2 separate regions of the Homo sapiens genome follow, and region 2 is linked to region 1. Evidence: read pairs that join two places in POLR2A ChIA-PET (ENCODE). Cell type or tissue: PC-9. All regions are shown on one strand.

Region 1 (5,000 bases):
GGAGTCCAGTTGCATAGTGTGAAGCATGAAAAGTGAGTTGAATGGGTAAAGTGGGTTGACAGCTGGGGGTCTTTCAAGGGAGCTGTGGGTCAGTTCAGTCAGCTCCATGCCCTCTTTGTGCATGGTCTTGTCCTCATGCTGGCATGTTTCCTACAGTTTCCCTTCACTCTGAATTTTGGGGCTATTCTCTGTTCCTTGGCCAAAAGGATAAGCAATTTAACATGATATAAAGATTTTTTATTAATTTTGTTTGAACCTTAATTATAAACCTCTGCTACTGAAGCTATTGGAAGATTCAGGCTAATGCAAGTATAAATGAAAAGTTAGAAGGTTCTTATCTTTGGCTGCTTAAATACTTTACACTAAAGCCAAGTTCTTAGCATTGATAGAAGAACTGGTGAGAACAGGCAATCTGGGGAAAAATCTGGAGAGAAAGAAGATAAGAGAAATCAAGAGATAGTGTTAATATAAAATTCCAAGCCCCAAGGCCTGGTGCTGTGGCTCACACCAGCACTTTGGGAGGCCGAGGCAGGTGGATCATTTGAGGTCAGAAGTTCAAGACCAGCCTGGCCAACATGGTGAAACCCCATCTCTATTAAACATACAAAAATTAGCTGGGTAGGCCAGGCGCAGTGGCTCACGCCTGTAATCCCAGCACTTTGGGAGGCTAAGGCGGGTGGATCACAAGGTCAGGAGATCGAGACTATCCTGGCTAACATGGTGAAACTCTGTCTCTACTAAAATTACAAAAATAAAGTAGCCGGGCATGGTGGCGGGCGCCTGTAGTCCCAGCTCCTTGGGAGGCTGAGGCAGGAGAATGGCGTGAACCTGGGAGGCGGAGGTTGCAGTGAGCCGAGATTGTGCCATTGCACTCCAGCCTGGGCAACAGAGCAAGACTCCATCTAAAATAAAAAATTAGCTGGGTAGGAGTGGCATGTGCCTGTAATCCCAGCTACTTGGGAGGCTGAGGCAGGAGAATCACTTGAGTCTGGGAGGTGGAGGTTGCGTTGAGCCCAGATTGTGCTACTGCACTCCAGCCTGGGTGACACAGTGAGACCCTGTCTCAAAAAAATTAATTAATTAAAATAAAATAAAATTCCAAGCCCCAAGCATTTTGTGTAACCCTGTTTTCCCCTCCTTGGCCTGGTGCCCCTTGACATGGCCTTGTTGTACACTTGGAGACACTTTCCTTTCCTGAGTTTCCTTCCAAATCAGCAGGATGTTATGCTTATGGAAATCATGCCATCCGTGCAGTTGGTCAGCATTGGTGGCTTCCAGGGGAATCAAGCTGTGAGATGGGACAGAGAGGGAAATTGATCTGTGTTCCAGGAGTTTTCTGATCTCAGAGATTATGTTGTTTAAGACCTCTTCGATATACCTACACTTCCCCTTCCTTCCCCCCAGCCAGTTTTCTTCAGACTAGGTTTATTTATTTGCTTTTGGTTTTGGGGTGTGAGCAAGGAGAGGGGAAATGAAAGGTCATTCTAGATAACTGCCTAGATTAATTTCTGTCCCTCTGGACTCACTTGCCAAGATTTGAAGGGGCCAGATAGCTTACTGTGGGTGCATGTTGTGTTGTTTTTGTTTAAAATAGGTCATATGCCCAGGAATGCAAACTCTAATGGTTACTAAGTGCCGGAAAGCTGAGAGAGAAGGGGCCTAGTGGAAAAATGAGCCTGAGGCAAGAGAAGGAGGGCTGGGAAAATGGCAGTTCAGCCAGGCCCACGGGGCCAGGTCCTCTGTGCATTAACATCCACGGAGAGATTTATTTACAGGGCACTAATCATTTTTTTGAGAGGAGCACCCTCACTTTACATTAGTAACCATATGGAGAAATGGCTGGCCAGAGGCCTCTTCAAGGATGGGAGCAAGGGTCCCTGGTGAATTCCAAGGGGTACCTGCTCCTGTCTTCTCAGGTACTTTTCTTCTGCTGCCTTGTTCTCCTGACCCCCTTTGACTGGCAGTGACACGTTCCCACAGGGATGGAGGGATACCTGTTTTCAGAGAAAGGAGATATATTAAAAATTTCTTTGGATTTTTCAGGTGCTGAAGCCAATAAAAATATAGATATGATTTGGCCAACAGCTAGGGAAACTGTAACCATCCAAGATGGTTAGACAAAAGATATGAAAAAGCTGAGTTGTTAAATTGTTTTTAACAAAGTAGAGCTTTTTCAAGTCAAAGCCAAATTGAACTTTTTTTTTTTTTCAAAGTCTAAATTTGAAGGACTACAGCCAAGTGTTTTGATTATGATATTCTTCTTGGGAGAGGATGCCTGCACCTGCTGTTTGGTAGCAGCTTCTAAAGTTCAACTTTGAAAGTTTCTTGGTGCTATGATCAAACCCTCAGGGGAGTATTTTGACCCCTAGTAAAGTGTCACATGGCAGTTAAGTGACCAGGGAGGTGAGAGAAGTGCTGTCTTTATTCCAATTCAGGAAATATATCCATTCTTTTACTTTCGTTTTCTTCCTGCTATGATCCAGAGTACTCCCTTTTTAGTTTCATCACCACTCATTAATTTTAGACCTAATTCAAGAGAAGAGATATAACTGTAAACAGTTTCTTCCTTTATATCTGGGAGGGATTTGCAGATACGAGGAGCAGACAGGGAAGTCTATTTTTTTTTTCATTTAGATTTCAGTTCCTTTGGCCCATCCTGTTAAGTATCTTTTACTGTCCTCAGCAGTAGTCTGGTAGTGTAGGTGGCTCTATAGTGATTTAAAACCAGGGACTACATTCACCCAACAGAATAATTCAGTAAAAGATTTTAGCCTTAACATGTGTATAGCCAAGTCCTAATTGTTCAGCCTGAAAAATAACAAATGTTTGATATTGGAGGAACAATTTCTAATAGTTATAACTAAACTAATTAGAAGAAAAACGAATGATTATTAGAGTCACATTAGTGACAACACCATTAATGGATATTATCTACTACCTATACTTATGTAAAGATAATTAACTTTTTTTGTAGTGATTTATAACATGTATTGTACTTCGTTTTAGGTGTCATTTTAAAAAACAATTGTGTGAAATATTATCCTTATTTTATAGGTGAAGAAATGGATAATTGGAGAAGTTAGTTACCTGGGTTGTATAATTAGTAAGCGGTAGAATTGGGATATAGATCCCAGTTTCCTAAGTCTGCCTTCTGTGCTTTTTCAGTTTTATTTAATCTGCTCTTTAGTTAAAGGTAAATAGGAAGACATAACTGTCAACAATTATGTGATATATTTTCAACAATTGATCACTTAATAAAGCACCATCTATTAACATCTTTAGACCTGTTATTATTATTATTATTATTATTATTATTATTATTATTATTTTGAGACGGAGTCTCGCTCTGTCGCCCAGGCTGGAGTGCAGTGGCGCGATCTCAGCTCACTGCAAGCGCTGCCTCCCGGGTTCATGCCATTCTCCTACCTCAGCCTTCCGAGTAGCTGGGACTACAGGCGCCCGCCACCACGCCTGGCTAATTTTTTGTATTTTTAGTAGAGACGGGGTTTCACTGCGTTAGCCAGGATGGTCTCTGTCTCCTGACCTCGTGATCCGCCTGCCTCGGCCTCCCAAAGTGCTGGGATTACAGGCGTGAGCCACCGCGCCCAGCCTAGACCTGTTAGTATTATTATTATTATTATTATTATTTTTTTTTTTTGAGACGGAGTTTCGCTCTTGTCGCCCAGGCTGGAGTGCAATGGTGTAATCTCGGCTCACTGCAACCTCCACCTGTCAGGTTCAAGCAATTCTCTTGCCTTAGCCTCCCGAGTAGCTGGGATTGCAGACGCCCACTACAACGCCTGGCTAATTTTTGTATTTTTAGTAGAGACAGGGTTTCACCATGTTGGCCAGGCTGGTCTCAAACTCCTGACCTCAGGTGGTCCACCCTCCTTGGCCTCCCAAAGTGCTGGGATCACAGTTGTGAGCCACCAAGCCCAGCCTAGACCTGTTATTTATGGAGACATAATTTTATGTAGTGTCTCCCCACCTCTACCTTTATAAATTTAACTTAGTTTTAAAAATACCATTACTTGCTATAGTTGTTGCCAAAATGTTTTGCAATCCTCACATTTGTCATTTCTAGTGGCAGTATATTCCATTGCATTAGTATACTATTCTCCTCCACAGACAGACCTTCGGGCTATTTCCAGATTTTAGCTCTAATATATAGCTGCAGCTATAAATATCTTTGTAAAAATTTTTTCTTTTGAATTATTTCTTCATGATACAGTGCTCAAAGTAGAAATGCTAGATCATAAGCTGTCATTTAATGACTTTTGTCTTAACAGAATTCCTTTCTGAAAGACTGTACCTGCTGAATGTGCTATAAGCAACATGTAACCAAATCCACACTCTTATATCAAATTAAAGCTAGTGTCAGTTTTTTCTACTTAATAGATGTGAGGTGTACTTTAAAAATTGTTTTAATGTACATGCCTGTAAACTATTCTTGGGGGATGTTTCCTCCAATGTTTTATATTGTGAACACTGTGACTGTCCTTATCCTCTGTTGGACATGGATGATATGGTATTGGAGACAGGGTGTTATCTTGATAGATTTTTATCAGCTCCCTAAAAGTTTTAGAGAGAAAACTTATATCTACAGTGTTAGTTAAAATTTTTCCCCTACTCTGTTGCTTTTAATCTTTTTTCCCTTCCTGTAGCATTTCAAATTTAATAGCATTAAACTCAAATACTTTATAATTGATACATTTCTATTGCTTCAATAGAATAATTTCTATTATCCCCATTTCAATTGGGAAATTATCTCTGCTCTTCATTGAAATATGTATATATTTTGTTTTCTTCTAGTTAAACTTTTAAATTCACCCTCATATTTTTGGAATTTATTATATTGTGGTATGAGATGGCAATCTAAATCAGTTTTTTTCTCTATTGATATTCAACAAGTTTTATCAACAGCATTTATTATTACTATTTTAATCAGTATTTGAATATTACTCAGCCATAAAAAGGAATGAAATAATGACTTTTGTGCA
Region 2 (5,000 bases), 170 kb before region 1:
ATGAGGCCCTAGCCCCTGGCTTATCATTAGAACTATCTTGAGATAGCCAGAACTCCAAATACTCCTTGTCACCAGAAAGACTTTCATTATAAAATTAGTAACCATTATTGACTATTGATTATGTGCCAGGCATTGTACAATCGTTAATCTCATGTTATCCTCACATCAGCCTTATAAGATGTAGATGGTGTTGTCTTCATTTTATAGATACTGAAAACTGAGGCTCAAAGACATTAAGAAACTTGTATAAATTTATTTTGCTAATTAGTGGTTGACTGGGAACTAAAACTTAGGTCTCTGACCTCAATCCTATGTTCTTGATGGCTTTGCTGTCCTCTCAGGCCCCTTACCTCCAGAGGCTTCAGGGGCAGATGTTTAGGCCTTCCCAAACATTGCCCACTTTGTTTTCCCCTCGCCTAAGTTGAGGCAAAGTGTTTTAAGGCAAAGAAGAGGGCATGAGATACTTGAAACTGAGGCCATTTGTGTATTCCTTGTCTTCCACTTGAACCCAGAAGTTGTTCCTTTGTGGTGAAGAATCACTTACGCACATAGAATCTTTGGGACAGTTTGAAATAGGTAGGTACTTCCTGGACTGTGAAAGTAGTTACTTTTGAGTCATAGGAGCTGTCTAGGTAGCTGTGTAGCCATTGGGATGACAGTGTTTCCATCAATTGTATGTTACTTAAAACTTTTATTCAGGAACTTAAAAACTTTTATTCCCATGTCATTTTAGGAAGGTGAGTTCAAGTTCCATTTTATAGAAAAAAGGGCTGAGACTCACAGAGGCTAGGTGAATTGTCTGAAGTCCCATAACAAGAGGCTAGGTGAATTGTCTGAAGTCCCATAACAAGAGTAGGACTCCCAGCTCAGTTAATTTTCTTTCTTTTTTTTTGAGACGGAGTCTCGCTCTGTTGCCCAGGCTGGAGTGCAGTGGTGTGATCTCGGCTCACTGCAACCTCCGCCTCCTGGGTTCAAGTGATTCTCCTGCCTCAGCCTCCCGAGTAGCTGGGATTACAGGCACCTACCACTGCACCCAGCTAATTTTTGTATTTTTAGTAGAGACGGGGCTTCACCATCTTGGCCAGGCTGGTCTCGAACTCTTAACCTCGCGATCCATCCGCCTCGACCTCCCAAAGTGCTGGGATTACAGGCATGAGCCATCGTGCCTGGTCAGCTCAGTTAACTTTCTATCAGGCTCTTGCCAAGACCCAAGTGTCTGTCTCCTAAGGGTCATAGGTGGTGGTGTGAGGATTCCTTGGAGAGCATGTGACCTGTAGGTGACTTACTGGCTTTGAGGCTACCTTGGGCTGAGGTGGTTGGCATGATTCTAGGAAGCCCACAAGCCCAACGGCCGATGAAAGAAGGTAGCCTTGTGCTTGCGGGGGCGTAGACTGTTACCTGACGGATTGGAAAGGGATTTCAACCTGAGAAGGACCTTTAGAGTTGCCAGGAAGCAGATACTGAGGCTGCAAATTGTGGTAAGCCTCAGGCCTTTAGGCAGAGGCTCTGGGAGATGGCCCTCTCCCTAAGTGTGGCCCTCACCATGTCCCAGGCCAGTGCTGAGACTCAAATGAGACATGTTCCTTAAGTCTGAGCTACAGAAAGCAAAGTCCCAGGCCAGGCAAGTACCTGCTAGTGTTCTGAAGTCTTGGATGGGTTGGGGCCCAGGCCTGAGCCTAGAATGTCTTTTTCCTTTGTGAGTAAAAGAAAAGTGACAAGGGCAGGAGACAGCAGAGACTAGATGAACTGACAGGCAACTTTCCTCAGGTATAAGAGGAAGAAAGGAAGTAAGCCCACAAGAAAGGGCCAGGGAAGGCCGGGCGCTGTGACTCACGCCTGTAATCCCAGCACTTTGAGAGACTGAGGCGGGTGGAGCACCTGAGATCAGGAGTTCGAGACCAGCCTAGCCAATATCATGAAACCCCGTCTCTACTAAAAAAAAAAAAAAAAAAAATTAGCCAAGCATGGTGGCAGGCGCCTGTAATCCCAGCTACTCAGGAGGCTGAGGCAGGAGGATCGCTTGAACCTGTGAGGTGGAGGCTGCAGTGAGCTGAGATAGCGCCATTGCACTTCAGCCTGGGTGACAAGAGCAAGACTGTCTCAAAAAAAGAAAAAAAAAAGAAAGGGCCACGGAAGGGGGAGGTGGCAACGGGCAGTGTCTGGACAAGAGGAGAGCTGAGATCATGGGCACTATAAGTCCAGCCAGGCTTCTGGATTTTTTTCTTTTCTTTTTCTTTTCTTTTTTTTTTTTGAGACAAGGTCTTGCTCTGTCATCCAGGCAGTAGTGCAGTGGCGTGATCACAGCTCATGGCATGGCATCCTCTGCCTTCCAGGTTCAAGCAATTCTCCTGCCTCAGCCTCCAAAGTTGCTGGGATTATAGGTGCGCACCACCACTAATGTTTGTATTTTTAGTACAGATGGTGTTTCACCATGTTGGCCAAGCTGGTCTCGAACTCCTGACTTCAGGTGATCTGCCCGCCTCGGCCTCCCAAAGTGCTGGGATTACAGGCGTGAGCCACCATGTCCGGCTGCTTCTGGTTTTCTTCCAAGGAGCTAGTAGCTCAGGGACCTTTTCTGCTCTCACCTCCCTGTAACAAACTAAACTAAACCATGCTGGCAAAAGCCAGCTTTATTGGGATAGGAAGAAATCACTCTTCTAAGTGAGACCTTAGACCTTCTACCATGCCCTGGCAAGAGGAGAGAGTCCAGGTGATCAAAGCAGCCTTACCTGCGGCCTGAGGCTCTCAGGATGTAGTCAGAAGGTTCAGCCATCTCTTCATATGCAGTAACCTCTTTCGCAGAAATTGACTTTAGCATGATGTTTGTCCTTTGGCACTTGACACCGCTCAGGAAAGGCTGAGCCCAAGTTGCTGGGTCTTAAGCATTGCTGAGGCTCCCCAGATTTCAGGGCATAGGAAAACATGTATTACTCTATTCTGCCTGGTTCCTAGGGGCTGATTTCCATCTTGGAGGAATTTTGCCTTTTTCTGGGCTTGAGCCATTCACTTCTGAGCCAAGACCTTGGCTGCAGATATTCCAGCCACGAGTGCAGCCCACGTGCATGAGAGGACCAGATTACTTTGTGGGTGACTGCTGTTGCTGGGTACCAGTCCTCCTGCCTACAGAACTGACAAGTGGAATGAGAAGCAGAGGAACCAGCCTATACTACAGTCTGTGGGACACACCAGGCAAAATGATCTTGTAGAGCTGGGTGTCTGAAGGGGAGAAAGCTGGGCCAGCCCTTTGCCCTAGCTGTTCCTTCCCTCCCAAACCGAACTCGGTAACTCTCCCATTGGGACACAAGCCTTCCCTGTGCCCTCTAGCCCTTCTCTCTCCTCAGGAATTTTTGGCAGCCAGAGTGTTTGCTACCAAGTGAAGTCTGCCTGGCACAAATTTGGACTGGTGCAGGGAACAGTGCAGAGGCACCTTTGGGCCCCTCAAGAGCCTGTCCTCCATCCTGACTCTGGCTTATTTCCTCTTCCCAACCCCCAACCCCCTTCTGTCAGAGCTGTGTGTTCCTTGTCACTCACTAATTCCTCCAAGCTCCCTACTGAGCAGGGAGCTCTCCATGATGCCATAGGCTTTCCTCCAGGTCAGATCAACTTCACTCCGATGATCAGAGTGAATGATCATCCCCTTTCTTGGTCTCCCCTTTCTTCCTAGCTCACTTCTGATTTGATGTGTAGTGCCTCTCCCCTGATTGTCCTTGCCTTTGATTCATGATCTTACAAGCTGAAGTCACATCTGGCCTGGCTATGAACAGTCCCTTCTTTCTGTAACCACAGATAGTCAAGTTTCCTGGAGTCAGTGGAAGTCTGAATCCTCCCCGCATAGAAAATCAGAGAGATGTTGTGGGAGAAAAACCCCACAGAATAAAGGCTCTAGCTTAGTCTTGAAAGCGTACCCTATACCCAAAGGCTGGGATGCCCTAAAGTTCAATCCAGGCACTGGATAAGAAGACTGAGTTGGCACTGAGCAATGAAAACAAGTAGCAGATGGTGCTGAGGAACATCCCAAGACTGAAGAAATGTGGTTCCCAGAACGGGAGAAGGAAGGAGACATTGGCAAAGTCTTACTCAGCAACTGTGACAGCCTGGCCAGGGAAAGCTTCAGGATAAGGCTGAGAGCACATTTGTGGTGTCAGGGATATTGGTGAGCTGAGATGCTCACTGTTCTGTAACCTCTTCTCATGCTCTTTTGCCGTACTCAGAGTAAACAGACTTGGTGGCCAGGCTGGGCTGGTCAGGAAAGGCAGGGAATAGAAGAGATGAGAAAGTCGCGGTGGGTGCAGTGGCTCACGCCTGTAATCCCAGCACTTTTGGAGGTCAAGTCTGGTGGATCAACTGAGTTCAGGAGTTAGAGACCAGCTTGGCCAACATGGAGAAATCACATCTCTACTAAAAATACAAAAATTAGCCGGGCATGATGGCACACACCTGTAATCCCAGCTACTCAGGAGGTTGAGGCATGAGAATTGCTTGAACCCAGGAGGCAGAGGTTGCAGTGAGCTGAGATTGCACCACTGCACTCCAGCCTGGGCGACAGAGTGAGACTCTGTCTCAAAAAGGAAAAAAAAAAAAAGAGAGAGAGAGAGATTAGAAAGTTGGCCAGGCTCAATGGCTCACACCCGTACTCCCAGCACTTTGGGAGGCCAAGGCAGGTGGATCACCTGAGGTCAGGAGTTCGAGACCAGCCTGGCCAACATGGCGAAACACCATCTCTACTAAAACATATAAAAAACAGCCAGGTGTGGTGATGTGCCCCTGTCGTCCCAGCTACTCGGGAGGCTGAGGCAGGAGAATCGCTTGAACCTGGGAGGCAGAGGTTGCAGTGAACTGAGATCACGTCACTGTACTCCAGCCTGAGCGACAGAGCAAGACTCAGTCTCAAAAAAAAAAAAAAAAAAAAAAAAAGAGAGAGAGAGAAAGTGGTCCCAGAAACCTGAGGCATCGCTCCCTGTAGCCAGGCTGTTTTCTGGAAGATAAGTAATAAGCAAGGT

What was found. Peaks named below come from ENCODE experiments on the same cell type or tissue, not always from the same donor. Only the 100,000 strongest peaks of a DNase experiment are listed, where the experiment ranks them.
Region 2: POLR2A ChIA-PET joins it to region 1 with 9 read pairs; 2 of 35 experiments call an interaction of 5 or more read pairs at or near these places.

What each region holds. Positions count from the first base shown.
Region 1 is chr10:101,680,047-101,685,046 of GRCh38, reverse strand. The region is part of intron 1 of FBXW4 (F-box and WD repeat domain containing 4); the gene reads left to right. Among named protein-coding and RNA genes, the nearest start is that of FBXW4, 13 kb to the left of the region's middle. In PC-9, no CTCF peak of the experiment used is centred here; no DNase peak of the experiment used is centred here; H3K27ac peaks cover 443 bases.
Region 2 is chr10:101,850,005-101,855,004 of GRCh38, reverse strand. All of the region lies in intron 24 of ARMH3 (armadillo like helical domain containing 3), which reads left to right. It overlaps LOC101927445 (a long non-coding RNA gene), which reads right to left and starts at 3,059. Exons shown (of 3, transcript XR_946261.3): 1 at 2,730-3,059. In PC-9, no CTCF peak of the experiment used is centred here; no DNase peak of the experiment used is centred here.